Regions from separate parts of the Homo sapiens genome. Here region 1 is linked to region 2. The links are chromatin contacts, found by Hi-C or POLR2A ChIA-PET in ENCODE. All regions are on one chromosome and are shown on one strand. The core of a region is the stretch at or near the end of the contact, and the rest is flanking DNA. Distances in the headings are between cores, read along the strand shown. Region 1 has its middle 22 kb from the start of MORC3. Region 2 overlaps RUNX1 (RUNX family transcription factor 1).

Region 1 (3,762 bases), core at 317-2,816, 1.3 Mb before region 2:
GCATACCAGGAAGAACATCCTCCTGAGCAAAAGGTGGGTGATCAGTGAAATAGCATCTGCCTCGGGGAGATGATTATTAAGATGATGAAAGGTCCAAGTTTGGGGCAGAAAACCCACTGTTCTCTGAGCCCCCACCTGTCTAGTCCTACAAATTAATTGATTAAACATTTGGTTTAGTACCTTCCCCTCTTCCTTCTAGCACCGCCTTGGGCAGATACATCAACCTTCATGTTCGTTTAGTCACGTACCGGGCACCTATATATGCCAGACACCGCTAGGAACCGAAGATATGGACCCTGTTTGTTTCATAAAACAGCTCCTACCTCTCAGCCAGCAATGGGCAACTATGTTAATCATAGGGCCACCCTATGGCAGAGTCCCTCCCTGTACCTGAGGAAGTACAGAAAGAGAGCAAGAAGCTCCTCAAAACCAGAACTCAGCCTGGTTCCCACATATTTGTTAAATAAACCAAAAAATGACTTAACTAGGACTCTGCCAGGTGGAGGAGGAGGATAAAATAATATCAAGCAGATGGAATGGCATATGTTATGAAATGCAAGAGATGATAACGCTGAGTGGTTGGAGGAGGCAGAAGAGATGGATAAGTGGCCGCCAGGAAGGAGGCTAGAAAGAAAGGGCCATCTGTTCCTAAAAGTCATTATTATAACATCAGTTTAGGGTAAAATGTCAAGTGACTTCCATTTCTATAGCCAAAACATTGAAGGGCAAGCTTCTGCTTAATTTGCTACCTCTCATCTGCTTCTAAACACCTCTGAGGATGGGACAGGTGCTTGCTCATCAGAGAAGGGGGAGCCCCGGCTCTCTCCAGCTGCAGAACAATCACACTTGTCTCCCCAGCCCCCACTTTCAGCCCATAGTGTTTTGTTTTTAAATTTTTTCACTGTGGTAAAATATACATAAAATTTTACTATTTACTATTGTAACTTTTTTTTTTTTTTGAGATGGAGTCTTGCTCTGTTGCCCAGGCTGGAGTGCAGTGGTGCAATCTCGGCTCACTGCAACCTCCGCCTCCCAGGTTCAAGCAATTCTCCCGCCTCAGCCTCCTGAATAGCTGGGATTTTAGGCACCCACCACCACGCCTGGCTAATTTTAGTTGCGACGGGGTTTCGCCATATTGGCCAGGCTGGTCTGGAACTCCTGACCTTGTGATCCTCCTGCCTCAGCCTCCCAAAATGCTAGGATTACAGGCGTGAGCCACCATGCCCGGCCGACAGCTGCATTCTTTTACCTCAGAGCATTTAAGACCAAATAGCACAGAAGACTGTCTGCTCCCCAAGACAGTTGTTCAAAACTTTACAGTCTTCATCAATGATCTCCATGATTCCAGCTACTTCTACTGATTTTCAACTGAGCATTGTGTGCAAATACTGGAAAGTAAGGCTTGCTCTCCTTTAAAACACACTTCATCACGCCTTGTAAGCGGGGAACCTCCTCTCTGTGTATGATCTCCCATCTCCTCTGCTGTGGCCCTGGCAGGAGCTGGTTTAGCAGGAAGTCATAACTGGGTGGGGCAGTCTCAGAAACTGTCTCTTCTGCACATGACTAGACAGCCCCGGCTATCTGGTTCCTGTTTAACTTTCTCAGCACTGTGGTTGACAACATAGAGCGCTGGTGAGAGACCTAGGTTTCGATTCTTCACCCTGCTTCTCTGAGCCTCAGTTCTGCTGGCTTTGTAGAATGGGCTAAGGGTCCTTACTTTCTGAGGGGTGGTAAGAAAATCACGCACATGAAGTCCTGAGCACCACCCTGGCTGCTGCGGTAGGGCTCATTTCTTGCCCACATACACAGGGGCTACACCCACACCGGCACTCCCTGAAGATCCGTGTGTTCAACTCTCTGCTCTGTGAGAATTCCCAGTCTGTTCTCATTGTTTGCCACAGCCACCCTTGGCAAACACCAGCCCTTCCAAAACACTGCCTGCCCTTGGTGTAGCGACCCTTTGGTCCTAGGGCCACATATGGCCTACTTCTGGGACAAACTGAGTTATAGCAGTTGTCTCCAAAGAGGGTGCAGAAGCTCATTGTTGGGGGCTAAGAAAAAAATATCAGGCCATCTGTGGTGGCTCACACCTGTAACCTCAGCAATTTGGGATGCCAAGGCAGGAGGATCGCCTGAGCCCAGGAGACTGACCTGGACAACATAGTGAGACTCCTGTGATATGGGTTGGCTCTGTGTCCCCATCCAAATCTCATATAGAATTGTAATCCCCACGTGTTGCTGGTGGGAGGTGATTGAATCATGGGGGCGGTTTTCCCCATGCTGTTCTCATGATGGTGAGTTCTCATGAGATCTCATGGTTTAAAGTGTGTGACAATTCCCCCCTTCACTCTGTCTCCTGCCACCATGTAAGATGTGCCTTGCTTCCCCTTTGCCTTCTGCCATAATTGTAAGTTTCCTGTGGCTTCCCCAGCCATGGAGAACTGTGAGTCGATTAAACCTTTTCTTTATAAATTACCCATGCTCAGGTAGTTCTTTATCGCAGTGTGAAAATGGACTAATACACCCCACCTCTACAAACAATCAAAAAGTTGGCTGGGCATGGTAGTGTGCACCCGTAGCCCCAGCTACTCAGGAGGCTGAGGCAGGAGGATTGCTTTGAGCCCAGGAGTTCGAGGCTGCAGTGAGCTATGATCATGCCAGTCCACTCCAGCCCGGGCAACACAGCAAGACTCTAACTCTAAAATCTAAAAAGAACAAACTGGTAATTTTGTTTGACCTCATTTTTTTTTTCTTTTTTTGGAGATAGAGCCTCACTCTGTCACCCAGGCTGGAGTGCAGTGGGGTGATCACGGCTCAGTGCAATCTCTGCCTTCGGGGCTCAGTCAATCCACCTGCCTTAGCTTCCCAAGTGGCTGAGACTACAGGCTTGCACCACCACACCTGGCTAATTTTTTTGGTATTTTTATAGAGACAGGGTTTCGCCATGTTGCCCAGGCTGGTCTCAAACTCTTGGACTCCAGTAATCCTCCTGCCCTGGCCTCCCAAAGCTAGAATTACAGGCATGAGCCACCACGACTGGCCTGTCCTCATACTTTATTTATTTATTTTTTTTTGAGATGGAATCTTGCCCTGTTGCCAGGCAGGAGTGCAGTGGTGTGATCTCTGCTCACTGCAACCTCCATCTCCCGGGTTCAAGTGATTCTCCTGCCTCAGCCTTCTGAGTAGCTGGGACTACAGGCACGTGCCACCACGCCCAGATAATTCTTGTTTTTTTAGTGGGGACGAGGTTTCACCATGTTGGCCAGGATGGTCTCCATAGCTTGACCTCGTGATCTGCCCGCCTTGGCCTCCCAAAGTGCTGGGAATACAGGCATGAGCCACCACGCCCGGCCCCAGTCCTCATACTTTTAAAATCCCCATCCTCTGTTTTATAAAATACACATGTTGGAACCCAAGTAAATTAATGTAACACACAGCTTATAGATATTGGGGCTGGAGAGATACTTAATTTTTACTGCTGGGTGTATGATCAAAACTGCTTAGAGATCACAGAAGTGGCAGAGCTGGTTAGTTGCTACCACCGTAAGAGGTAGTTACCATTGATATTCCTACCTTAAAGATGAGGAAACTGAGACACAAAATATGCGCAGGACAGTACGTGGGGAAGCTGAGTCAAACCCAGGCACTGCGGAGACTATATCCGTAACTACCGTGCTATATCCTGTGACAAAAGGAAAGATCTAGACGTACATCACGCGTGTAGGACTTTTTTATGAACATGAAGATATGAGTGCTGTTAAA
Region 2 (3,939 bases), core at 1,227-3,726:
CCGATATCACCTAGCAGAATGCGTAGCAAAAAATAAAGGCAGATTATTTTACAGGAAACACTGGTAGCCTAAGGGACGTATAATAACCAACATGTAACTGATCATGGTGCTCTAGCAATATTGTCTTCCCCAGTAGTTCTCTAGGTTCTCTGTTTGATTTTTGAATCAAATCTTTCACATAGCCTATCAATTGTCAACCTATTTGGCTAGGAGATTGTATCCGTCCTCCCTTCTGTGACGCAGACTTCACCAGACATCAGAGAGCTTCCACGGTGTTCGTCAAAATGTCATGGCAAAGCAAGCTTGGGCCTACACCATGCAGTCCCAATGGGAGCAATATTGCACCCAGGGGGATGAAAATTAGTATTCAGGGATAGAAAAAGTCTTACAATTATAATGACTTGTGGACCTCCAAAGCTCAATCCTACTGGATAAAACTTATTCCTTAGTGTTTTACTTCCCTCATTAGGGAGAATTTAAATTTAATTTTATTTTTCTCCTGGAAGGATAGTGATCATGAAAAAAGGAGCCCATATATTTGAGGAAATTTTTCAATTTGGGAAAGGCAGTTGATGATATACTCTTGCAAGATATGTGCTAATAAATACTAACTTCAAAATGTAAGCAAGAGCTTTGTATTAATCTGTAATCTCAACTAGATCTCATTGAGCTTGAACAGTGTGAAAATGATTAGCTTTTCTTCTGTAATTTTTTTTTTTTTTTGGAAAGACCAATTGATGTATTTTTTTCAATCTCCCTCCAAATTTCCAATAAGACACAAGTAATTTTCAGAGTTAAACTCTGGCTTTCACCTACATTTTGTCCTGATTTTGTGAATACTGACTCAAAAATATTTGATAGCTTTCTTCTGCAGATAAAACACAACTCAACTGGCCGTGAAACCAAGACCTTCCATAATTTAGTCTCAATCCATCTTTCCAAAATTACTTTCCTTAACTCTCCTTTATAAACTCTTCACTTCAACAAATAATCCTCTCTCTTCTCTGTTTTCAGCCACCCTGTCTCCCCTCCAAAACTATTTCCGCCCCCCAAGAGCTACACACCCAACTGCTCTTCTGTGTCACAAATGTCACTGTTTTTACAAAGATTTTTGCAATTGCTACCCTCTCCACCCCTCCTTCCCTAGCTAGAAGCCTTCTCTCCCCTCTTCTAAACCCACACAGCTCACCATTTGGACAACTTTTAGGAAGTTTAGCACTTTCCACCACACACTATTGTTTTAAGTACAGTCACCCCCCAGTATCCATGGGGGTATTGGTTTCAGGACCCCTCTGGAATAACAACATCTTCAGATGCTCAAGTCTCTTTTCTAAAATGGTGTAGTATTTGCATATAACATGTGCACATCCTCCTGTATACTTTAAATCAACCCTAGATTACTTATAATACCTAACATAATGTAAATGCTATGCAAATAGTTGTTATACTGTATTGTTTAGGGAAGAATGACAGGAAAAAAGTCTGCGCATGTTCAATACAGACAACCATCCATATATACAGATCTATACGTAGAGAGATCCACAGTTGGTTAAATCCATAGAAGCAGAGCAGAGCTTCTTTATGAAGCCAAATATGTATCTTCATAATATCCCGGAGGGCAGAACTTCGGTCTGATTTGTAGGTATTGAGGTCTAATGAAAATAGCTAGGGAAAAGATCCAGGGGGAAGTCTTTTCCTCCACCACTTACTAGCTGGCTCTGCCTAGTATTACACTTGCTTGCCTTCTCTTTTAGCATATGGGCAATTTATCCAATCACTCTGAGCCTAGTTTCCACATCTAGCTGGCTCTGCCTAGTATTACACTTGCTTGCCTTCTCTTTTAGCATATGGGCAATTTATCCAATCACTCTGAGCCTAGTTTCCACATCTATAAAATACGGTGAGAACTTAATAAGTTAAAATTTCTAGCACATAGTAGATATTTAAAACATATTAAATAAATTCATGCCATTATAACGTCACAGTCTGTTACTTAAAATGTTTTCCTCAAAAGTCTCAATGGCTGACTCACAAAAACAGATTTGTTAATGGATCTGTTAAAATAAACAAGAGCAAAATAGCCTTTGCTATTTTTGTATAGTGTTAATCATTCTGTTCCTTAAAGAAAAGTCCCAGGGAACTACTTAGTGTGGGGAAGGCCGTTTCTAGAAGGAGTGCCGGCAGAGAGCAGGAGCAGGAGTTGGCATCACAAAGCTGGTGCTGTCTTCATCTACACCACATTTCATGTCAACTTCATTTTATTCATTTTGTGCCCCTCATCTGAACCCTCAGTTTCAGGTTTGGGAAACAGAACCAAATGGAACATGAAATGTAAAACAAGGTCCAGCCAAACACAGTGAGCTCTCTCCGGCTTCAAGTCAAAACTTGGCTGAACCACAAAGCTTCACCTGGTTTTGAGTAAAAACCACACTGAACCACCTTTTTTTTTTTTTCACGGTTTCGGTTTGCAAATGGGGTTTCATGCAAAGCTTGCCCTCGTTTCCGTAGAGTTCCCTGGCAGAGGACAGGCAAGTCTTCAGCTAATATGGACTCTGCCCCATGAGCACCCCTGGCCAGCCTGTGTGGAGGTGACTGGTGGTTACTTATTGTTCGGATCTCAGAAGGCCTGGGTGTTGAGTAGTCTTGCTCGTGTGATGATTAAGATGACAGAAAACTATCAGGCATATCAAGAAGAAGTACAATCAGTTAGTTTCTCTCTTTGCACTTGGCTTTTACGAAAACAGAGAAGAAAATTTTTGAAAAGCCATGAATTTATGAAGGGGTGGGAGGAGCATAGCCTAAAGCTCCATCTACGTGTGGAGGCAAAGAGATCTGAAACAATTCTTTGGATAATCCAGGCCAAAATTCCGATTCATCAGAAATATTGAGATAATAAAGGCAAAGTGGGCTAGAAGAGTGCACTTGTGGAAGTATGAAAACAAGCTCAATTTTCCCCTCAATGTGTAAATGTAGATAAAGCCATCATATCAGCGATGCATTTCTCCCTGGAGACTTGTAGTGGATTTGGTGTCATTCATGTGCTATGCTGGCAATAGTAGAAAGGATTAAAATGTTCCTTAGAAGCTAACAGTGTCAGATGAGCCATTTGCCCTGGGTGGTGATGACATTTGGGAATAAGGTTTAATATAAAGTGTCTCCAAACTGAGTTTTCTATGACATGGAGGGAGGTTTGTGTTGTTCTCTTGGTAAATTAAACTAGTACTTGGGATTTACAAGCAGATTTATAGGAGGATTGTAATGATGAATGCATGAAGAATGGATTGGATCAGTGATAAAACATTTATTATATCAATACATGCAAAGTTTGGAAAACTGTAAGAGAAAATAAATGGCCTCTTAAAAATCACTTATATATGTATAGTATCATAAAATTCACATACAAAAATTTCCCACACATGATGACACTGGATTAGTCCTGGAAAGATTATGTGACTTGTCCAATCCAGGTCAGGAAGCCAGTACGTTGCAGGGATTTGAGCTTCCCTCGTTCTTCTCCATTCACAGACAAAAATTTGTCCTTGGCATGATAACTATGTAGCAAGGGAGACAATCAAATACACCAACCACTACAATATAACATCACAGGCACCAAAGTGGGACTATCTTTTAGAGATGTGAGGGGCCTGAATAAAAGATTCCTACATCTGCCTCCTCCCTTTGTCCATATAAGCATGCAGGACTGAAAACTATGAGATAGTCTCTAAGAGACAGATGGAGGGAGAAAGAGCCTTACTGCCTATCTCTAGTGAGCTGGGGAATCCATTCAAGTGATTAGTTTGGGATATATTGGTTTTGAGGATTCCATGAAGTACACAACAAGAGCTCTCAAGGTTCTCCAGAAATGTCAGTCTAGAATTCCAAGGAAATAGTTCTGGGCTGGAGACATGAATTTGGGAGTCACTAATGTAAAAATAATAG

What was found. A loop is a pair of places that touch in the nucleus more often than their neighbours do. ChIA-PET counts read pairs that join two places held with the same protein, here RNA polymerase II (POLR2A). Pooled maps may share reads with other maps.
Region 1: a pooled map shows a loop between it and region 2 (5-fold over the local background). The contact joins two enhancer-like sites. A Hi-C loop is called at or near these places in 2 of 37 single-sample maps with no recorded cell type and 3 of 50 pooled maps. POLR2A ChIA-PET finds 5 or more read pairs at or near these places in 1 of 52 experiments (activated T-cell).

Annotation. Positions count from the first base shown.
Region 1 is chr21:36,296,140-36,299,901 of GRCh38, reverse strand. No RefSeq gene overlaps it. Among named protein-coding and RNA genes, the nearest start is that of MORC3, 22 kb to the left of the region's middle. Within about 2 kb of position 1,566, at least 20 of the 41 ENCODE cell types and tissues checked have a DNase peak (open chromatin) inside an H3K27ac peak, as active enhancers do.
Region 2 is chr21:34,972,913-34,976,851 of GRCh38, reverse strand. All of the region lies in intron 2 of RUNX1 (RUNX family transcription factor 1), which reads left to right. Among named protein-coding and RNA genes, the nearest start is that of RUNX1-IT1, 65 kb to the left of the region's middle. RefSeq lists enhancers at 2,273-2,362, 2,493-2,542 and a silencer at 2,386-2,680. Within about 2 kb of position 2,476, at least 2 of the 41 ENCODE cell types and tissues checked have a DNase peak (open chromatin) inside an H3K27ac peak, as active enhancers do.